3 separate regions of the Mus musculus genome follow, and regions 1 and 3 are each linked to region 2. The links are chromatin loops, found by intact Hi-C in ENCODE. Cell type or tissue: gastrocnemius. All regions are shown on one strand.

Evidence for each region. Peaks named below come from ENCODE experiments on the same cell type or tissue, not always from the same donor. Only the 100,000 strongest peaks of a DNase experiment are listed, where the experiment ranks them.
Region 1: it touches region 2 in a loop (4-fold over the local background); 13 of 42 quality-filtered maps call a loop at or near these places.
Region 3: it touches region 2 in a loop (6-fold over the local background); 31 of 42 quality-filtered maps call a loop at or near these places.

The regions. Positions count from the first base shown.
Region 1 is chr13:109,747,622-109,755,621 of GRCm38, forward strand. All of the region lies in intron 4 of Pde4d (phosphodiesterase 4D, cAMP specific), which reads left to right. Among named protein-coding and RNA genes, the nearest start is that of Mir1904, 150 kb to the right of the region's middle. In gastrocnemius, no CTCF peak of the experiment used is centred here; no DNase peak of the experiment used is centred here; H3K27ac peaks cover 5,411 bases.
Region 2 is chr13:109,611,926-109,619,925 of GRCm38, forward strand. All of the region lies in intron 3 of Pde4d (phosphodiesterase 4D, cAMP specific), which reads left to right. Among named protein-coding and RNA genes, the nearest start is that of Gm32703, 170 kb to the left of the region's middle. In gastrocnemius, a CTCF peak has its summit at 4,187 (motif pointing right); a DNase peak (open chromatin) is centred at 4,277; H3K27ac peaks cover 1,041 bases.
Region 3 is chr13:109,732,305-109,740,304 of GRCm38, forward strand. All of the region lies in intron 3 of Pde4d (phosphodiesterase 4D, cAMP specific), which reads left to right. Among named protein-coding and RNA genes, the nearest start is that of Mir1904, 170 kb to the right of the region's middle. In gastrocnemius, a CTCF peak has its summit at 4,196 (motif pointing left); no DNase peak of the experiment used is centred here; H3K27ac peaks cover 594 bases.

The DNA.
Region 1 (8,000 bases), 140 kb after region 2:
AGAAAAGCCAAGAGTCTGGTAGTTGTTCAGTTCAGGGAACTGGATGTCTGAGGAATCCCAATCTGATGCCATTGACCCTGGGAAGTCCTAATGAGCTGCTGGTCTTCAGAAGTCTATGTTAGAATCCAGAAGAGGTTCCTAATACCTGGGAAAGAATGAATGTCTCAGCAGCAGGGGAGATGAACACTGCAACAAGAATGTTAAAAAAAAAAAACCAACCAAACAAACAAAACAAAAAACAAAAACAAACAAAAAACCCTCTCACAGGTTTACAGTGTTTCATTCCACCTCAAATGATCCAATCAAGAAAACCTTTCACATGGGTTGAGCTGCTTCTGTTTTTAGTTGATTCCAGATATAGTGAACTTGAGGACAGATTAGCATCACATATACTCCTAAATTTTTTAAACTCATCTGATTTGTCAATTGAGAGCCATCTTTCATCAACTTAAGTAGGAAGTTATCAAAGCCAAACCACCCTTCCCCATTCCAGACCTCTCCCAGCTGAGGATGTTAGGTTAATGGGACCAGGGGCAGTGATGCCCAGAGGGAAATCACACAGGTGGGAGGAATGCTTTTACTCCTCAAGGAAACCAAAATATTTGTCAGTCACCTCTAACACTAGCAGCTTTATATTTTTTCTGCTTTCATCTTTAGATCATAGCAGCCCTTCAAGTCATCATGTCTTTATAAAACTGGGTTTTCAGCGATTGATGGATAAAAAGCAATTGCTAAAGAAAAGTCTCCTTTCGCAGTAGGAAGCTGTACAGTGCTAAACGGGTCCTGAGTTGTTAGGGGGAACCTTATGAAATTGTTTGGACCTAACTACTTATTCATTGGAACTATCGGCGATTTCTTTGGGCAAAGGGAGTCTCGTAAATAAAATTGAGACATCAGAAGCACCATGAACTGAGCTTGAAAAGCTCTATGTAAATGTATTTATTTTATTTATATCCTGAAGATTGAAGCAAGACCAGCCATGTGAGACGCAGCTTACTGGGTGGGGGAGGGGAGCCGTGACATCAGGTTCACCTGAGGACACCTGGTTTCCCAGATCCTTTATTGTCATCCAAAGTCACACAGTCTCAGGTACAGTCTAGGTGGCCCACTCTTCTGCTTCTGTAGCTGACCACTGGTATTATTGTCACTGTGCAATGTTAGTGCAGAGTGACACAGATCTTTATGATTTCTAGAAGCCTGGTGGCAAAGTATGCAAAGGACACTGGCTACCAAGCTAACATTTTTCATACTTTATTTCTTTCTATCTTGTTAAGTCTTTTTTTTTCCTACTTTTTTTTTTCAATAACGGAGCTATTTTATTACAGACTCATAAAAATGAGTAATGTCAAAATGCAAACTAAGCTTGATCTTTTAGTCTCCAAACTACGCAATTTAATATATTAGCTAACATATATTTTATATTTTTAATTTAATTACAAACCCAATGTTTTAATTGCCTTTAACATGGTCAAAATAAACGTCCAGGTGAAGGCATTAATACTGTGAGCTGTTGTCACGATGGCTGGTTTTATTGCAATGCACTGCAAGCTTTCAAATTAACAAAGTGTTTGAGGCATGTGTTCTACTATCCCAGCTTCCACTGACAAAGTAAAAGCATTTCCCAAAACCTTAGAAGATATAAGAAGAGAAACATTTGTCTTAAATCAGAGAGAAAAGTGCAGTTGGACAAACTATCTTACGAATGTCTTATTTCTATGTGTTTCTAACCCATCTCCAGGGGAATTTGTTTTAACATTTAACATACAAGTTTCTTTCTCTCCCCCCACCTTATCTATTGATTGATTGACTGATCTGTGTAATACATGCTGGCCTTGAATTCACAGCCATCATCCTGACTTAGCCTTCCCAGTTCTGGGATTATAGCCATGCCAGATTACAAATGTCTTTATTTTGCAGGTTTGTATGAATGTGTGAGCTTATGTGTGAGTGTGATATATATGCACATATATGTACAGGTCCTATGTGCATGGGCAGAGACCAGACAACATCTGGTCCATCACTCTCTGTATTATTTCCTTAGAGAGTGTCTTTCCCTGCATTGAAAGCTAGACTGTTGGTTAGCAACCTTAATGATCCCTGTCCCCCATTCCCCACATTGCTGGGTTTGCAGGCAGGCAATTAGCTGTACCTAGCTGTATTTAAATGTGGGTGTTGCGATCCATGTGCAGGTCCTCAGTTTTGCACAGAAAGTGGTTGTACCCACTGAACCAACTCTCTCTCTTTTTTAATCTTCATACATATTATTTTCCATAAATCTTGTAGTGGTGAAAAAATAACTGAGAAAAAACAGTCACCTAAGATTTCCTAGGTTGTGGAAATCTAAAGGAAACTGTGTAGTAATAAACTATTTTTATACGTAAAATAAAATAAAAGCCATATGACACTGGGCATTAAGTAAGTCTTTGAAAAAAAGTAAGCACTTGATTGAATAATAATCCTACCACTTCACTGTTTATGAAATGTAACACCTACTTTTTTATAAATGTGGAGTAAAAGCTGTTTAATAATGAAAATTATTATCTGACACTCCTATAAGCCATCAGATTCCTGCTAGAAAGGCAGCTAGGATTGTCTTGGTTAAGGAAGAGCTGGGTCATTTACCAGCGTCCTCTTAAAGGAACGGGATCTCTGAGAGCAATATGTGAATTATCACCTAACTAATGACAGGACAACATATACACCATCTTCAAGGGGAAAAGCCATCCCATTAGTCTGGATGGGGCTTCCATTTATCTCAGCCCCAAAGAGAAGAACTAGAGCCAAAACAATGGCCTCTCCCTGGCCCCTTCAACTTGCAAAGAACATATGGTTTGAACAAGCTGTGGACCTGGCGCTGGTGGCACTCACTTTGTTCTCCAAGCCTTACTCACTCTCCTCTAGGCATTGAAGAGGACAGAGATTTGAACCCTGCTCCGGTGTATCACAGGATGGAAACCTTCTGAACGTTACAGTTTGGTGACCCATGGTTAGAAAGAGGTAGATGGTGGCAGGTTTGGAGAAGGCGAGGAGTTGGTTTTTCTAGGAGCCCCCTGGTGGGTGCTTCTCAGCACATTCTGAGGGAAGGACCGTAAAACTGGCCGGTGTGCTTGACTGAGGCTTACTCTGTTAACTGGCTGAGCAGGAGGAATAGCAGCTATGCCATTTAGGGTGTCATTTTGAAGGCAACACAGATCCATGAAAACAAGACAGAAAAAAAAAATCACTTTTGCCTTTATTATTTTTTAAATCCTAGCCAGGAAAGGAGAGAGGTAGCCGATATTGAGACACCAGCATAAATGCCTTCTCTGTTACATATCAGTCACTTGAAATATGTATTTTGCTTGTCGGTCTTGGCTCCTTTGCAAGCCATTCTCAGTCTCTCCCCATATCATCCTCTGAGCCGTATAAGGAGACACAGCTGCAGATAGAACAGTAGTTCTGTAGTATGTTCCTGGAGGTAAGCTTTACCAGGGGGTGCCACTGAATCGTTCTAGCTCCCTGCAGTAGGAAACATGGAGATACTCTATCATAGATATGCAGGGAACAAAGGCCTCATTGCAAGTATAATTTTGCTTCAGAAAATCCAAGTCAAAGGAGCAGGCCCTAAGCTTTGCTTGCAGACTTCTGGTGTGTTGAACGCTTCGGTTTGGGCTTGGTAAAAAGGCTTCTTCGTTGATTGGTATTCCCTACTAGATTGTCTCTCAGACCCTGCATCAGCTTTCCCCTAATCACTGTGAGACTAGTGGGGTTTTTCCCAACCTTGGGTCCAAAAGGAGGTTTCTGTCTCCAAAAATACTGTAAAGGCAGGGCTAAACACACATCAGTCGTCGCAGCAACCCTCTCCTTCGAAGCCAAGTCTAGAAAGTAGAAACAGAGGCATAACAAGTCAACCAACCTTCTGCGAATACAAGAGGGAAATGCAAATGCAGGGTATCATGTGGACCAAGTCCTTCTCAGTCCACCTGTGAGCCACCATGCGTGAGCCAGGAAGAGCAAGACTGCACACACAGCTTGTTCCTGCATGGTACTTGCAGGCTTTCAGGATGCCTTGTGTTTCATTTGCCTGTGGATAGTGGATACCATAGTCAACCCCCCCCCCCCCCGCCACTCCCTCCCCAGGAGATTGGGGGGGGAGTATTTCTATTGGGCAGCATTATTCTGGAGACTCTGGTATTTACTTCTGAGGAGCTTATGATAGTCCAAATTCATTCGAGCAAGCAGGAAACAATATGGTCAAAACAACACAGTGGATTCTTTTGCTTGCTTGTTTGCTTGCTTGCTTTTTAAGCCTAGGTCCCTGTTTAGCTACATAGCACATCTCCATGCCTTGGGATTTCAAGGCCCATTACAATGTCAAGAAAGCACCATAGAGACCAACGTAGGTCTCTGAGTGCTTATTTTGCCATGGAAATGACAATAACAAAGCAATTCTGACTAAAATATATAGTCAGCTTAATTTTTAATGATATGAGAGTCTCTCTCTCTCTCTCTCTCTCTCTCTCTCTCTCTCTCTCTCTTTTACAACACACACACAAAAAACATAATGTCAGGAAAAGGATAAGCTAACCAAAGGAGTATGAAACTTTCCAACACTTCTCCACAGTCTAGATTTACTGTTACTTTGACCGGGACCAGTGTACCCACTCTGCCTGACAAACTCTAGGTTTCAGGCTAGCTTCAGGAAACTAATGATCTCTGCCATTTGCCAAGGGTACAACTGGCTCTGAACCCAGGTTCTCAGATCCTGGTTCCTTGTCTTGGAGTGGGAATGTGAGAGTATCCATTCATGCAGAGTCTGGAGAATTAGATCCTGTCTGTCCTTCACTCTGGGCACATAGCAGACTTAGGGGGAAAAAAAAAAGCCTTCTCTATTTTCTTAAGCCTTTTCTTCGAACTTAACTGGCCCCATTCCACCGCAGGCAGACCTTTAAGGAGATTGCCCTCCCTAGCCGTAAATCTCCCACACAGACGAGCTTTCTGGAGAAAACCCAAGAGAACAGGGCCAATGACGTTAAGAGTAAACGGAAGACCTGTCAAATAACGTACACTATGAAAGAAGAGCCTGTTCCTAGAACACAGAGTGAGGGCACTTGTGTAGCCTCTTTCCCTCTGGGTACTCAGCCCTTTGCCTCCTGTCAGGAACTTCAAACTCAGCCTAGGACTCACAGTCCCCTGTGGCCAACTGTGACATCAGCATCCCTGGATAATTTTCTCTGATGCATCAGTCTTTATTAAGCAAAATAGTACGATGTGCTTTGTGCTCCTGTCTACAAACATTTACTAAGTTCCTTTGAAGCTTGAAACTTCTGTCTGCAAATGTGAGAGTGGATTATGTTTGCACTGACATAGAGCTTATTCAGTATCATGTATTTTTCCTTCATGAAACCAAAATTTCTATCTTTACAGCACACATTCGATGTTAGACCACAGAGTGTTTGCTTATACTGTGTAATAAATTCTCAGTTTTATGCCTTATCATCAATGCAGATTTTTTTAAATGATTTATTTAATGTGAGTATGCTGTTGATGTCTTCACACACACCAGAGGAGGGCAGCAGACCCTGAAACAGATGGTTGTGAGCCACCATGTGGTTGCTGGGAATTGAACTCAGGACCTCTGGAAGAGCAGTCAGTGCTCTTAACCACTGAGCCATCTCTCTAGCCTTCAATGCACATTCTTAATGAAGATCTGAACATACGTGAAGCAAAAACAAAGGATTTATGCTTTGGTAATTTATGTGCTTACTTATTGATTTTTGAGGTATGTGTGTGTATGTGTGTGTGTGCGCTCCCGCACATGCGTGCAAGTATGTATGCATGCATGTATGTATGTTCACGTGAGTGCAGGTACATGTATGTGGACATGAAGGACACACATGTGGAGACCCGAGAACAACCTTAGCTATTCTTCCTTAGGCATCATACACATTTTGTTTCAAGACAGGGCTCTTCACAGGTCTGGAGCTCACCAAATACAGTAGGGTGGGTGGCCTCACAGGGAGCTCTAGGGGTCCATCTTCTCCAACGCTGTGATTACAAGAATGAACCCCCATGCCTGGATTTTTTTTTTATGTGGATTCTAGGAGTCAAATTGAAGCCCTCAGCTTTGTGAAGCAAGCTTTGCTGGTTGATCCATCTCCCTAGCTTTGCTTCTTGTTTCTGAAACTGGGTCTCATGTCATCCAGGCTGGCTTTGAGTACTGTATAGTGAACTCCTGATCCCCCTGCCTCCACTTTCCAAGTGCTAGGCTTGTGCCACTGTACCTGGTCTTAAGGATTGATTTGGTTGGGTTGATTCAAAGATCAGGCTCTTCATTCATTCTTAAATGTATTTAAGCAACCAGAAAACAGCACTGACTCCACAGTGTAGCTCCCATTTCGTGAAAATATCATTCAACTGATAATCAGACATTAATACAGAATGATAAAATAAAATTAAACAACAAAATATAAACAACTAAGCTTCATCCCAGCTGTGACTCCCAACCAGCTCAGCCATCCTGATGCCTTCACACCACACAACCTTAAACTAAATAACAGAGAAAGGAGAGACATTGTCTGTGTTTAAGATATACAATAATAGTTTTAATATGAATCTAAACATTGGATTGAGTTTGTTAATGTACCTATCACGTTATCTAGTTACTGCTTTTGTGATGAGGAAATCTAAAATTGTGCATATTGCTTGTCATAGTCAGCAATGTGTGCTATAAATTTCATGAACTTATTTCCCATAAGGCTTTTTAAGCCCAATCCTATTTCCTGGCCCCTGTAACTAACACTTCAGACTCTCTTCCTGTAAGTTCATGGTTTTGTTTTGTTTTGTTTTGTTTTGTTTTGTTTTGTTTTGTTTTAGGGTCCACGTGCATGTGATGTCATACACTGTTTGTCTGCCTTGTTACACTAAGCATAGCCTACCTCAGGTTCATACCTCTTACAACAAATGATTCTCTCTTTAAAACCTAAGTAGTATCCTATGAGGTAGGCATATTTCCACCTATTGATAGACACTTAAGATGAGTGAGTCTGTGTGGGGACTATTGTGGATATCTCTGTGACATGCTGTTTCCATTGCTTGTTGTCCACACACCCGGAAGTGGATGATGAATGCCATCCTCTTGTGCCTTGTTTGTAAGCACTTTAGTTAACTATAGCTCAGAATTCTATTTCTAGATCAAAAAGTACACAAATGCTCTTTTACTCCTTTCTCTGTTATTTAGTTTAAGGTTGTGTGGTGTGAAGGCATCAGGATGGCTGAGCTGCTTTGGAGTCACAGCTGGGATGAAGCTTAGTTGTTTGTATTTTGTTGTTTAATTTTATTTTATTATTATGTATTAATGTCTGACTATCAGTTGAATGATATTTTCGTGAACTGAGAGCTACACTGTGGAGTCAGTGCTGCTTTCTGGTGGGCTTTTGGCATCTCTCAGTGCATGGTAGAGGGGGAATCACGTCTGTGATTCATAGGGCTTGAATTGGAATCCTCTTCAAATTTCTTTATAAACACAGGGTTTGTGTTTCTTGTGACTCCCTTTCCTGAATCAAAATAGATATTAACTAGGAGATACTCGCTCTAAAATTCTTTGCACAGTGAGTCATTTAATAAATATTAACTATTGCTACATATTGGTGATGACTATTTACAATTATTATCATAATTTAATCTTATATTCTATTGATAAAAGTATTCTAGTGGCATTTGTGGGCATTTATTTATTTGTGCATGTGTACGAGTGTGTGTGTGTGTGTGTGGTGTATGGTGTATGTACATAATTGGTACTATAGATTGAGCACAGAACTTCATGTAAGCTGTTGAATATATTTCAGACCTTTAAATACATTTGTTTTGGGGCAGGATCTTGCTAAGTTACCCAGGCTGTCCTTGAAACTCACTCTGTAGTTGCAAGCAGGCACTGAGTCTTGGTTCCTTCTGCCTCAGCTTCCTGAGTAGCAGGGGTTGTACATGCATACTATCAGGTTTGAACTCTTACTTTAAGGAAT
Region 2 (8,000 bases):
TGTGACCAGCTATTAAACAGAAACAGGAAGCTGTTTCCTGAATTATTAAAGTAAGCCACAAGTCCAACACAAGTGACAACAGAGAGGAATGCAGGATATAAGAGCATCGCCGGGATACCTGGAAACCACCTAACCAGAAAGTACAGACTGCAACCGAGGGCACCAAGGCCAGATCCCAAAGGGAAAGACACAAGAAACAGATTATCCGATTTGACTGATCATCTGAGGGATGTACAGCAAGAAAGTGCTTCACTACAAAGCCAAAGCTGCAACATATGTTCATAGTAAATAAGTCGCACACAGTAATAATTCACAAACCATGCTAATATATGTGCAGAGCACTTAATTAATTAAAGACTGTAATGCAGCTAAGTAAGAAAAGGGGGCGGGGATCAGAAAAGACTCGGGCCCTTAAGAAGGGAGAGCTCAAATTACTAAGAGGAAAGACAGGATGTGAGCATACAAGTTTGGATTGTAGAGTTAAGAACCAACGTAATCGAAGCAATCTGAGAATGAGTATTTAGAGTAGACACCCAAACGGGCTGGGGACATAGGACCTTGGCAGAACTTGCTCAGCATGTGTGAGACCCTGGGTTCTAGCCCCCAAAGGAACAACACAACGTGAGAAGCTACACCCAGATAGCTCGGCCAGTACCAGTGCTTGCCACTAAGCCTGAGTTTAATCTCTGGGACCCATGTGGTGGAAAGAGAGAACTCCCTCAAGTTTTCCTCTTACCAGTGCATAGATGTCATTGGAGTGTGCATCCCCACCCTCAAATACACACATATACCCCATACACACACACACACACACACACACACACACACACACACACACACACATTATAGTGGATGTTTATTCCTCCAAGCTTTTGGCACGGTTTCTAAAATATATGTGCATAATTCTTCCGTTCATTGTGATGAGTATATCATTGCCTTAATGCCCCCCTCCAAATCATATACCAGCAAAGGATTTTATTTTCTTTATTCTTGGTTGCACACAAGTGTGTGTGTGTGTGTGTGTGTGTGTGTGTGTGTGTGTGCATGTCTGTGCATGTGTGTTGTCTGAATGTTTATAAATGTGAGTGTCCCAGTGTGTGGCAGTTAAAGGAAGATGTCAGACGTCCTGCTATGTCGGTTTGCTTTATTCCCATAAAAAAGGCTTTACCACAAAGCTGGAGCTCCAAGATCCTCTTGTCCCTGCCTCCTCCACCCGTAGCTCTGGTGTAAGCTGTGGTCCGGGCCCATGTCTAGCTTGGTTTTGGAGACTGAGTTTAAGTTCTCCTGCTTGAGGGACTAGCCTTCTCCACACTGGGATATCCTCCTCTCTCGTTTCCTGGAGCTACTTGTAATCAGCTGGGAGCTCTGCTCCACAGCGACCTCACTGAAGTCAGAAGAGCTGATGGGTGTGCTAGTGAGCTCGACCAGTCCCACGAGCAAGTCCGTCTTTATTGATGTGTGTACTTTGTCGGCCAGAGCTGGCCTTAAGGCTTCAATGACAAAAGGCTATCAGGGCCTTGAAGCAGTGAGTTAAACCTGCAAAGACTGAGCCAGCCGCTACAGCCATGACGACAATTCTTCTCATGGAAGTTGTTTAGTAAAATGATTTATTTCTAACTAAACATTGAACTAAATATGTATATATGTAATGAACACAGATTACTTACATTATAAACATACACGTAAGATATGGCAATAAAATGGTTTTTTCTGAGTAAATGTATAAATTAAAATTTTATTATATACATTGAAATACATTTGGCTTTTTCGTGGCTATTTTATCCATTCCTCCATTCCTTAAAGAAATGGTTATTCAAACAGCTTCTCTTTCCTATGCATTTTGCAGTCCTAGGTGTTCAATATTGAATAAAACACGTAGAACACCCCCCCCCCCAGTTTCTACAAAAGGTAGCTTATCTAGGAAGGTTGTATTTAGCGTAACTTACATAAGGACAGGTAGACTCATAAACGTAATTAAGTAAATGTTTCCAGCGGGCTACGGAGCTATAAATGCCATGGGAAATGTAATGTAAATGGAGAAGAACTAAAAGCTTAGGCTGGCAGATGCTAGGAATTTCCAGAAAGGAAGTCAGGCAGTCTTTGTTGTAAAGAAGGCCCTAGAGGCAAGACTTGAAGATACTCATGGGGGCTTGGGGGTGCACAGACAAGAGAGAGCACACAGAGGGTGGGGAGTGGCTGGAAGATCCTTACTGCTTTCCAGCAATGGCTAGATGGCCAGTGAGGCTGCTGGGAGGGACAAGTAGTGTGGTCAGGGGCTTTGTATAGTTTTCATGAGACACAGTGGCAGATTTGGTCACTAGAGAACACCACTGCCAGCCATTTTGGCGTTGACATACATTTTTAAAAAGTGTAACTTGTTATTTACAGAAAACTGTGTTTAAGAACTAACTACATACTTATAAAAAATTGCATTATCTATTATAAATTTAATTCTTTATTTTGAGATTTATTGCTTTTCTTTTTCTTTTTCAGGTAAGTCTGGATACTTTTTTTCCCCCTTGTGGATTGAAGGTATGGTGTTAATTTGCCCTGAATTTTATTTTCGTTTCTCTTGACACTTCACAAGAAAGTTCACTGTCGTTACTGTAGCTTAGAAGCAATGCTGTTGGTTTCCATTACTTGGTTTGGATGTTTGTAAGTCTCTGCAGTGTCTTGTGCTTGGGTGTATGTTTAAAGGGTTGTATAAACTGTCTGGCCAGGCTGTTGCTTCTGTGTATCTTTGACGGGGGTGGGGGGTGGAAGGGTGATGACCAGGATTCTAATGGAAATCAGATTTAAAGTTAGAAAGGGAAAATGCATTCCCTTCTTGAGAAACATTACGAAAAGCTTGAATAAACTATGCAGTGGTCATTTCAAACGTGATGGGGGAGGGGAATTTCAATAAAGGTACAAGGTACACGAAAGAGCCATGAGAAGACCTGCGATTTGAACCAGATAAGTTGAATAGCCAGTGACGTTCCCACACAGAGCTACCACCTTCTCTTGGTGCCCTCTACCCTTGATATACATAAAATACCAATCGCATAAGAATTGCCTCAAACACAAATTCAGATACACTCTGTATTTGTAATAAGTGGTATATTAGGGTACAGAAATACTGTGTGTATATCTAAACATAAAATAATGCTTTCTTTCTAAGTGTATAAAAATGGAGGTGTTGATCAGTTGTGTTCCGGCTAATCAATAATATATGGATGCTGCAGTTTGCATTTAGAGTGTCCCGAAAGGGCTATTGTAATAAAGACGTGTCTGATCTAGAGAGTAGCAGAGGAACCTTTAAAAGATACATCCCTGTCATACTTCTTTGGGTCACTGGGATGTACCCTTAAAAGGGGTGCTGGAACTTGAGGCCTTTTCTGCCAATGAGTGGTTTGGTTTGCCCACAGTCCCTCTGAAATATGCTGTCTCACCCAAAACAACAGGGCTAACTGGCGTGGTCAAGAATGCCCCCAAACTGTGTGTAACCTTTCTGGCTTGGCTGGTTGTCTCGGGTACAATCCTAAGGACAGGAAGCTGCTACCACAGTGAGTTAGCACAAGGATCTGAAAGTTTGTCTGGCTCTGGTCTTATTGGGTGAAGACCTTTGATCTTATTTTGTTCTTTCTGATATAATCGCAACAAAGTCATCAGGATCAGGTGTATATCATCTCAGTGAGCACATATTACAAGAATTATGACAGCTCGCGTTTCATTAAGGAAGTAAGTGCTTGGTCACCGAACCAAAAGCCAATTGCCTGACTTAGAACTATCTATTTTTACTAGGGTCTCGGGGGTTGATAGAAAGGAATGGCATTTTTTTTTTAATTTCTAAAATGTTAACAGTCTCTAACGTAATACTGAATTCTCTGGCCCAAGCAAGGGTCACCTGATGCAAATCCAGATAGTAAAAGATTTTGCACTGTCAGCCAGTAAGTCAATATTCAACTCTGTCCTGAAGAAAAAATGCAGTTGTCCACATATGACCCTTTAGAGGGCTGTGGCACATGTGCCAATAAGGCTTTGTTCATTAAAAATGAAGGCGGCAGGCGCGGCAAGATTTGCTCAGTGGTAGGTGGTATTGCAACTTGACTGTTCTTGTGAAACGAGGGATTTTTAAATTGCAGAATGAAAAGCAAGGTAGTCCCATCTGAACTCTGAGTTAACCTTCTCCGAAGTGTTTGTGAATTCAAACACTAGAGGGCACAAAAGGATATGTTTAAGTCAAGGACTTCTCTTCAACAGAACGTTACAATTAGGAAAACCTGCCTCAAGTAAAGCCTTGTGCCCCCATGGGCATGATTTTTCTGAAATGCTGACCTGCAGCTCTCTAGTCCTCACAGAGCACAAGAAACGGCAGCGGCTGACTTCTGGGTCTCTTTAATAACAACCTCCTGGCTGGCTTTCTTTCCTTCACTTTTATCGCTCTCAGCCTTTTATAAAATATGGTCCACATAACTACTCATGGTGGGATTTTTTTCATTTTCCTATCGTATAAGAAATCACTGTCTTGTTATTCTCAGTACTGACTAATTATCATGGAGTGAACTCCCTGTAACACACAGCAAGTTATGTCAAATGATCTTACATTTGCAAAATTTTTTAAAGTATGAATCATGCATACAAATGTAGTTTGCTACATTAATTTTTAAGCTAACTCAAGGTATTCTTCTTAGGAAAATAAATAAAAATCATTACATACCTCAGGCTCTAAAATTAAGCCTATTTTTTTATTATTATTTCTGCTTTAAAGGGTTTGAATTTTAGAGATCTTTTGAGACTTTAAAAATATAAGTGTTCAAAGATAACCATCCAAAATTAGTTGTACTATGGATGTCATGGAACATAAATATACCATATGAACTAATGTTTAGATAAATTTTGGTATTGTATCAAGGCATCAACTACTAATTTTATTTTCACATGTTAGATAATATGAGGAAATGCTTCTTGTAAAATAAGAAGTAGAATAGAATCTAAAATTAATCACAGACATTAAAAATCTCAATTAAATATTAAAATTAGATGCATAAACGCATCTGTTTACATACAAAAATGAAAATGAGCCAGATTTCCAATTTAGTTCTAGTAGGGATGATTTTCATTTCTCTTGTTCATCTCATTTTTCTGTAATTTCTAAACATGCTTTCATGAATATTCATCATTCACATTGGGCTAATGTGTGTTGTTCAAACAGGAGCCTGTTTTAGCATCGCAATGTCCGTGGTTTTGGACATGATGCTTAGGTCAGTGCTAGAGACAAGGATCAGGGTATGAGACTGCATTCTGCTTCAGAGACTATTGGAGTGGAATCTTGTAGCCAAGCAGATACATCATGAGAATCAACCTGCTAATCCCAGAGGGGGATGATTTGTCTCAGGTTCTACATTGTGGAAGAGTGACCATACACTGAGAAAGGAGAGTGGCCAGAGATTGGAGAGAGGAGACTGGGAAAGCAAGGCCAGCGAGAAGAGCATATAAAATTAATATCTAGTATACGTTGTCCCTGTGCTCTGTGGAGAGTACTAGAACGTGTCAAAGAGAGATAGTGCTTGCTTAGTTGTGTTCTTGACCTTCCTCTTCCTCTTCTTCCTCCTCCTCCTCTTCCTCCTCCTCCTCCCTCTTCCTCTCCCCCTCCTCCTTCCCCTCCTCCTTTCCTCCCCTCCTCTTTTCTTCCTCCCTCCCTCCTTCTCTCCCTCCCTCCTTTCCTCCTTCCCTCCCTCCTTCTCTCCCTCCCTCCCTTTCCCCATCTTCCTTTCTCTCTCATGCACAATCCCTCTCCCTAATTCTCTCCCTCCTCTCTCCCATTATACATCTCTTTCCCTTTAACACACACCCCATTCTTGTCTTTCCCTACATATGGACATATGTGCATAGAAGCTAAGGACAGGCAACAGGAGAGCCAAGATCTATGCTAAGTTGGACTTCTAGACCCAAAATTCTTAAGAATGTCCTGGCACACAGACAACAAGAAGTCTCAGAAATAACATCGCACAAAGCAAAATTTTAGGACACTTCAGTTCACTGTTTTTATAATTTTTTTAAGTAGAATGAATTATCTTCTCAGTATATAGAAACTTTTCACTTTTAAAACTCATTTTTAGAGCTGTAATATTTTAAAGCTTTTGAATATTTTAAAGATTGAGAAAACTGGACAACTTGATGGACTAGTCAAAAGCTGGAACAGAAACTAACTAGCTTTAGGCGTTTGAATGAGATGTTCCCCATAAATCCCTGGCATTTGAATACTTGGTCCCCAGTTGCAGGCACTGTTGGGAACATGTAGGAGTTGTGGCCTTTCTGGAGAAAGTATATCACTGGGAGTGGACTTTGACTTTTAAAAAAATCTGCATGTCATTCCCAGGTAGGTCTCTGTTTCTTCCTGGTGGTTCCAGATGTGAGCCCTAAGCTCTCAGCACCCCGCCCACACTGTACCTACCATGTTACAGAATGTATCATTCTCTGTAAGCCCCAAATAAACCCTTTCTTCAAGTTGTCTTGGTCCTGGTGTGTTGTCAAAACAATAGAGATGTCACTAATACGCTCACTAACTCCAACAAACAACTGGCGTGGGACCTAAAAATACAGAGCTACAGGCTAATAAGCCTTAGGTCTGTGGCAGCTAGGTGCTTGTTTAGACATTCCAAATGATGTACCGAATTGTCAGAAAGATCTTAGGTCAGGTACGGAGAATGGCACTAGATGGTTACTAGGAAGGCTGAAGGTAGCCCAAGATGATCTGACCCTGGACTTGTCCATTCCAAACCCCCTACAGTCGGTCATTGATGTTTTAATCCACTCATCAACCTTGCCGAAGGTTTAGTGAAGAACATAGCCTCTTTCCAGCAACTTTTGCTCACGTATCTCTAAGTTCTTAAATCCTATACATTTTTTTTACTCCCTTTTAAAAATTTAAATGAATTGACATAAATAAAATGACAGATTTAAATAGTCATTTGGACTTGTTTTTTAAAACAAACAGATAAACAATATGATAAGTGTGTGTCGATACCCTCAAGTGATAAATGCATGATCACATCTATGAATCAGTCTCAGCCAAGTTCAAGTACAAAGAGAGTTGTGAGAACCATAAGGATTTGCTACTGAGCACTGTGTAGGTGGAAAAATGGGTGAGCCAGCTTATCTAAGCTAATTGCCAAAGGAAACGGAGGAGCTTGAGTCTTTTCTGGAACAAAACAGAATTAAATATTTATTACATTAAGGAAGGCAGAGTTTAGAGCAAAATAATGAAATTTCCTGCGACTGTCTTTTTTTTTTCATTCCACATCTTATCCACTTATTCATTTATTTACATTCCAGTCATTGGCACACACACTCCTACTCCTCACAGAGTCCAAGACTGTCTTCTAAGAACGCTGAAAGAATTCATTTCACATGTGTATTTAGCTTTGTTTTACATGGCAGTCCCAGGCTCTCAAGGCCACAGGAAGTTCAGAGTCCAGCAGAAAACTGAGCATAGAATGTTTTCTTTCTGTACACACTCTTTCAGGTAACAGAAGACTGCAATATACCTTACATTACACTAGATAAGAAAGAGTCCTTGCTCATCACCAGAAGCCTTGGGTGTGGTCAATGCTTTCTCACTTCTGCCTCTCACCTGCTCACAGTAGCATTGCCCTGTCTGTCCTTAATTCAGTGCAATAGCTATGCATTCTCAGGCAAGGGGTCTAAGCTTTTCACACCTGCAATGGGTTTACTCACAAACCCAGAGGCACCCTGGAAAGAAAGGTAAACAATCCTAGATCACATCTACAGTTAGAACAAAAAGCTTAGCTGAATAAAATATATGTAATAATATAGCCATCTAAAACCTATGTTGGAAAAGACATCACGCAGTGCTATGTGCTATATTGGAGAATGGTGGTGGGGTGTGAGTCTGACCTCATGCTGTATTCTCTCATGTGTAGCATCCCTCTTGAATCCTTGTCGATCAGCAATTCTCAAGCTGTGAGTCGAGACCCCTTTGGGGGTCAGATATCAGA
Region 3 (8,000 bases), 120 kb after region 2:
ATAATAATGTAATTGCCTCTAGGCGCACACTACATCTGGAGATGAAAGACTGACACATTGTTTCTACCCACTATATTCAGCTACAGCCTGAGCAATTCTGGGGACCTCTATGCCTTCTGTATTTCCTACCAGGGAAGTGTTCTTTCCCCTTGGTGAGTCTCTACCCTTCTGCCAGGATGCTACCACACCAGTATCATGGAGGAGGGTAGATGCCCTCAAAACAGCTGAAGCTGTAAGAACAAACTGGGCCAGCATCTGACACCTCATTGATGGCCAGGGCACACTCCCCTGATCTGTCCCATATGTCCCTTCCTCCCTCATGTCTCCATTTAGATTCTTCACCAAAGTGTTGTGTTTAGACACACAGAGTGACTCACATAGAGACAATGATCTTGGTGGATGATCTCAGTGGAAGATAAAGATTAACAAAACTAAAACATTGGCCGCTGGCTATCCTGGGCATACACTAACTACCAGGCAATGAGATAAATGCTTTCTAACCATATTCTCTTCTAATCCTCATAATGGCCTCAGAACTACCTGTGTTTCTTCATCAGGAAGTGGGACTTTAGCAGGTAAATGATTTAGCTAACTAATAAGGAACAGAACCATGGCTCAAAGTTTAACCCTGTTTTTTCTAACTTAAGCCCTCTTAGAATCCCTTCACCTTAAACGTGGACCACAAAGCCTGTGTTGTGAACACACCCTGATCCTGAGCACACACCTTCAGAAGCAGTATACAGCTGCTTCGTTCTGGCTTTACTTAAGGGTCCTAGGGTTCCCCTGAGCATTCAGCCAGGCCTTTCCCAGGAAGCCTCTAAACAGAATGCTTAGTCCAGGGGACTCATGTTGATAAGGATTCTTAGGAGATTAGCCACTGTAGTCCTTATTGGGTCTCACCTCACAACCCTGCAGTTGGCATTGCGTATACGATCCTAAGGGCTAGAGGAAATGAAATGAAGAATTCACTCAGGAACAAAGCAGGCTCAGGGAGAGACCCACATGATAGTTGAGAATCAAAATATTCCCACCAGAATATCAGCATCTACCTTCAGGGAAAAAAAAATGGTGAGAAACGACCCTTAGCAAACAGTTACAAGGTGAGTAGACAGGAGGCATGGGCAGTTACGGCTTCTGGATCGGAGGTAGATAAGACTCCATTACTATTATCCATTGATTGCACTAAAATGGACCAATGGGGAGATCTGGGCGCAGTCCTGTTGGTTGTCCAGCTTTTCTGATTTCTGTCTGTCTCTTGAGGAAAGAAGGCTCCATAGAAAAAGATTGCCAGCCACACATAGCCTTCGAGATCTCTGAATGCATCAGGCCAACAGGTCCTGACTCTTACTGGTCCCTCCAAGGGACCAATATAGTTGTACCATCACTTTCCTACAACTGTCTGTTGGTGAAAGCCAGCTCTTGTAAGACGTGTGAATGCCTGTGCTGTTGGGGGAGGGAGGGGAGAATACACGGGGCATTATAGTATCTCACTGTTGTCCATGAGCTAATTCCCCTCACAGACTTCCAGACACTCCCTTAATCCCAAGAGAATCCTCCGATCCTGCAAAGAAATCTCCCAAATGGGCTGTCGAAGAATCTGCATTACACCCTGCTGGTGTATTCAAGTTTTTTTTTGAATGAAGGTTTAGCAAATTGCAAAATGTTAAGTTGCAGAATGACCTTTGGCGTGTGCGACCCATGAGTTGCCCAGGATATGGCTTTCAAAGAGTTAACACTGAAAGGTCTGTCCCAGTAAGGATGCTAAGAGCTCTTCTGTTTTCTTACCATCATAGGAGACATTGAAATACAAACATAAGTACAGTGTTAGTTCTCCCAGGCTCTAGAGTCAGACAGTTTGGGTTTAAAACAGATACCTGTGAAGAGTAGCTCCCAACACATTATTTAATGTAGAGGCACTTTTCTAGATCACAGGGTTGCCTTTGGTTAAATAAAAACTAGGGAACTGTGGTGGCCCCTTCCATTAGTGAGGATGTGATATGCAGAAAGCAGAATGTGGGGCACACAAAGCACCCCCCCAAAACTTATCATCATTGTCAATGTCGTTATTATGATCGGATACTTTGCCCCCTCGATTCTTTTGCCACGTTCCCAAGCTTCAGATTATATTGTGTCTTGGGCTTCACCTGACTGGCTGTGAGTCTGGTGGGAATTCAGCAGGCCTCTGTGTGAACCAGAGGATGCTTAGGAAACTCACCACTCCTTGTCTCCTTGACGCACCCCCCATCTCTCTCTCTCTCTCTCTCTCTCTCTCTCTCTCTCTCTCTCTCTCTCTCTGTGTGTGTGTGTGTGTGTGTGTGTTTATTAATACCAAGGACTGTGGATGAAACCATGTTTCAAAACCGAGCAGCTCATCTCAAGTCATTTCTGTTTTCAGCATAAAATAGCTCTCAGTTTAAATGAAGCTAATTTTCAGAAAGCTAAGCCCATAATAGGTAGTCTCACGTTTCCTTGATTTGTAGCCCACAGCGTGAAGCAAGAACTGACTTTTGTTGTTTCTACCGAACAAGACCTCTCTGAAGGTGTGCCCCTCCTTCTCATAGTTGAAGGGTTTAGTTAAGAAGCCTTTTATTTGGGAGGGGCTCCCCCCTCTTCCTTTGGTTCTCGATTTATTTTCTATTTCGTGGCTATTCTACTTTCTCCACAGTCGCAGAAAGAACACCTTTATTTTTACAAATGAAGCCACATGAATGTAATGAGATTTACCACATCTCAGACCTGGGTATTGGTTACTAAATGGCCATGTATCTTTCCACACATCTCTTTATAGCGATCTGACGTGGGCACGCCTTGGCCTGGTTTCTATTCACACTCCCAGCCTACCTGTTGGCTGTACCATACAATGTTGCCACTTTTTTTTTTTTAATGTCCCCATGGCTTTTTAGTGCCAGCCCATGAATGCAGTCTATCTCTGTGTCCTGTTCAAATACATTCACTACAACCCTTTGCCAAGCTTGCTTCTGTTGCTCCCCTTTGAGCATCTTCAGCTATGCCTGGGCTCTCTACTCCTTCCTTGCACTAAGCTTCCTTTATATCTGTTGTCTCTTGGCATATCTGATTTCCCAGTTCATACAGCACTATGCTTTATTGTTTGGGGACTATTCATAACTAGTGCTATTCATTTGGCCTTTGTTCCTTTGTAGATTTTTTACTGCCTCATTGAGAAATGTTATGCTTCATATATCTGTGCCCCCCCCCACACACTATTAATCTAAGAACAAAGAACTATGCAAGCTTGTTCACTAAATTCTTCATTATATAAAACCTTTCTATAATGTTATTCACCACTGTTGATATTTGGTAATACTTTGAGCTAAGTGTTTTCAGTACTCTAGCTTTTGCTTGATGATGAATGTTGGTTAAAGAAGCACTTACTATACTGGAAAGCTGGATGCTGATGGAACCTCAGACTAAATGCCTACCTCCCAAATCACTCTAGTCTGAGAAAACTTGCATTCCCCAAATGTAAAAGGCTTTCCCAGCCTACCACTGATATCAATGGTGCTTTGCTTAGTATAACGGACATTGAGTGATGTACTGTGGAGGATCAGTGATGTCTTCCTGAGTAATTTTAAAGTAAAGGCCCAATAGAATATCAGTTACTGATCTCAGCCTCTCCTCCCCAGCCTGGTCCTAGGGCAAACTCTTCACCATGTGTGCATGGTGTGTGCCTTTAGTCCCAGCTACTCCAGGGACTGAGGCTGGAAGGTCACTTGAACCTTTAAGGTTTTTTATTTGTTTGTTTGTTTTGTTTTTCTTTTTTGTTTTTCAGTTTGGTTTTTCGAGACAGGGTTTCTCTGATTAGCCCTGGCTGTCCTGGAACTCACTTTGTAGACCAGGCTGGCCTTGAACTCAGAAATCCGCCTACCTCTGCCTCCCAAGTGCTGGGATTAAAGGCGTGCGCCACCACCGCCCGGCTTGAACCTCTAAATTACAGACTAGTCTGATCACTCTTTGAAAAAGAAAGAAATGAATTCCGTTTCAAAGTAAAGCTCATGCAAATGTTTCACAGATTGGTATAGTTTTAATAATTATTTATAGCAGTTTAATAGTTTTTTGTGGCATTATCTTAGGTAATATTTAAGAGGTTTGCATGAGTCTTTAATAGGTAATTTAGACCTTCCTATTACTTTATAATAGGTTCTCTATATTTAAGAGCATTCTCTCCATCTAGTGGACAAAGTGTTGTATTACATCTGCAAACAAATGGCAAAGTCCAGGTATAATTTACTCACTTAGTAAATGTTTTGATTTCCATGGTAGCATTATTATCAAAATATTTTAAGATATTTAGTAATATGATTTTTCAAAAATCTACAATAGGGCGTCTATATACGTTTAGATTTTCTTAATGGAATTGAAAAAAAAGAACATTGTATTTAAAAACATAAATTAATGATTGGGGGAGGGGGGAGAATGATTCAGTTGGCATTGATCCAGTTAAACTGAGAAAAAGCGAACCCCGAAGCCCATCCTTCCATCTTCTTTATTGTTCCTAGGATATGGAGACAGAAGCCTCCTTCTGCTCCACTTAACCCTAACATCATCCTGCTAATAATAAGAGGAAGCTTGCACAGATGCTTCGAATAAGAGGAAGCAGGCACAGATGTTTTGTAGAGCATTTCCATCCTTAGATCCTCCGTGACTCTCTCCTTAAAGGGAAATATATTCTCATCCCTCACTACTCTTCTGAGCAGGGTCTTCCCAATGCGTATTGAGTAATGCTAAAAGCTCACTTTACTTACTACTCCTCTACGGAACATCACAGGTTAGCCCGGACTGAATTAATACTATTGCTTTTATGGTTTTTAATCACAGTATACTCATAGTAAGTGTTTGAAAAATGTGTGTTTTATAAATAGCACCCAAAAAGAGCTTTCCTAATTCCCCTGATAACACTCTTTACTACCTACACCCCTGCCTTCCCTGGCTGTCCTGAGGATAGCCAGTGTGCTGAAGAGCATGTCACACCTACCTGGATGAGCCCAAGCCCTCTTGTTTGGTCCACAGCTACTGACTCATTCGTGCCTCGTGGAATCATGTATTCTGTCAGGGAGGACTTCAGGAACAATACACAATAAAGCCTTAGCTCACTGACTTCTGTCAATCAGCTTTTCCAGAACCTACCGTCTTTGTCTATAAAGTGAAGGTTTAATTAGATAATCCTCCAGTGTCTTGGCAGGACCAAATAAATATATTTATAAGATGACACAATTCTAACAAAATTATTAAAAGGTTGGAGACATGGTTCAATTGATAAAATCCTTCACACACACACACACACACACACACACACACACATCCATACACCACACACATCACCACATACACACAAAGAAAATTTGAAGTTGGAAAACAGTTTTCTGATTACCTAAGCTACACTATACCATCTCCTGTTTTTTGTTTATTTGTTTGTTTGTTTGGTTGGTTGGTTTTGTCTTTTCTTTCCTGCTTAAAGGTTTGATTCGGGTGATGCATAGATGATCAATGATTCAGTGTTCCCTACCTCCCCAGCTTAGCTTACTTAGAACACTTGATAGGTGACACTGCGTATGAATAAATCTAGGAAAGAAAATTAGAAAATGTTTTAACCTAATGGGCCATAAAGTGTGTGTGTGTGTGTATGTTTGAAGAAGTGGTTGCACATGCACATGGGCATGCTAAAAATAAACCCCAGGGCATTGTGTATGTAGGGCAGCACTGTACAATTGAGCTGCATGTTCAGTTCTGGATAAAGATTCTAATGGGGCCATGTTGATAACAGTTTAATTTGAATTCATTTGTGCATTCAATAATTTCCTTTAGCTACACACCCCCTGGCCTATCCCAGGCTGTCACTCTCTTTTCTCAAGAATAGATGAGACTTGAGTTTGATGTTGATTGATGTCTCACTAGAAAAGTTTTTTTTTCTTTTTCTTTTTTTTTTTTTTGAGAAAGTCTCTGTGGGTTCTAATGACTATTCTACTGAAAACTGCATATATGGCTATTTTTTGTCCTCCAACTCTAAATTCTGTACTGAACTCAATGCATTTCATTTCTTCTATGTTCATTTACCTCACTTAGTACAGGGGTTTGCTGTTCTGGGTTATGGTGCTGGAGGTTGAACACAGAGCCTATTGTGTGTCAGTCATTTGACTCTACCATTTATCTATGCTTCTAGCCCCAGTAAAAGACAGAGACATCACATATACCTACACCTACACCTACACCTACACCTACACCTACACCTACACCTACACCTACACCTACACATGCATGTACACATACAGGATATGTCCTTTGGGAATTGGGTAGAACATGTTTTGGTCATATTCACCCTCTCTCCTCCAAGTCTTCTCATATTCATCCCTTTTTGCTTTCACACCCACCTTTACATCTCTCTGAATCCAGGTCAATATGTTCTACCCAAGTATTTTAGGATAACGTGGCTTTCCACGGAAGCATTGTACGTTTATTAGGGGCTGCACTCTTGGAGACAACTGATCCTCCCTCTCTCAACAGCCACTCACAATTACTGTTCCTCAGCTAAGAGGGACACTTTGTCCACTCCCAACTCCATTCAGGGCTTTGGTCTGTTTTAGATTTGCACAAGTGTTGTGCATGCTGTCACCACATCTGTGAATTCATATTGCAGCTACCCTGTTGTATCCAGAAGATATTTTGTTGTACTCATCTACTATTGATGGCTCTAATAGTCTTTCCTCCTATTCCCTTCTACAGTTGTTCTTGAGCCTTTGGAAGAGGGATACAGGACATATGCTCCACTTAGAGTTGGGAATGCTGGAGTCTCATACTGTCTCTCCCTAGGCCAGTTGTGCATTTCAGGGTCATTCACCATCTATTGCAAATAGTCACCGACCCTAAGATGAAGGATGAGAGATGCACTAATCTATCGGTATAATGATACATCATTAGGAGTCAATACCTTATTCATTTAGCATCATAATATTAATAGGTTCCTGACCCATCCAATAAAGGCTTTTGAAAGAACACATAAAGTGATGAGATATCTCACAGTCCATTTTGTGAAAGATCAAAATCTAGACAGTAAGACCATGTAGTAAGTGTTTTCAATTAACTGTCAGTCTCGACCATAAGGAACAAACAGGGCAGTGTCATTGGGAGCATGAAGGATACTTCCCAAGACTGAGATTTCTTGCAAAACTTCTAGATAGAAGCTAAGTTCTGAAGAATGAATGTCGGTTTTCTTAGCAAAGGAGAGATAGATAATCAAGAGAACAACTCAGGAAGCAAGTAGCCAGAGAGGATTGGTAGTTCAATGTGAGCCGACTGTAAAGTGCCGGATGGTCCAAGTTGTACCTTGGGACAAGAAGGTGTTTTCTTGCAATTGAGAAATGATCAAGACCTACAGTCTAGCTAAGACGTTTTTATTTTATTCTGAAGCAAAGATGAAGGGTTTCTACTGATGGATGTGTAGTCAGTATTATTTGCATTCTAAGATCTTTAGATATTTGTGCTCGATAAAGACTGGAAAATGGATTCAAGAAACTACTGTAAAGGCCATTATGTGTTCACAGCAAAAGATGGAGAAAGAAGTGATGGAATAGGAATAGTGTGAAAAGGAAAAGAAGCCCATTTTCAGGTGGATCATGACATCAGACAGTGGCAGTTGTTCAACAGAACTCAAATATTTACCGAATTACTATAAATTTGCTCTTTTTCTAAACAGGAATTCTGTGCTCAGAGCTACTTTGCAGAATGATCTATTTTTTTTTAAATGAAGTTAGATTTTGAAAAACTTATGCCTTTTAAGTTGTCAAAAGCCAAGGAATATAAGAATGTGAACACAATGTTATGTTTACAGTTATGGGTTTGTTTGTCTGTCTTCTGTCTGTCTGTTTGCTTTCAGTGCTGGTGCTCAAACTCAGGGTGTTACACTATGCAACCATGATACCACTACATCTCTAGTTCAACGTTGTAATTTTTACTAGCAAGAATCAGATGTAATATCTTCCCTTCAT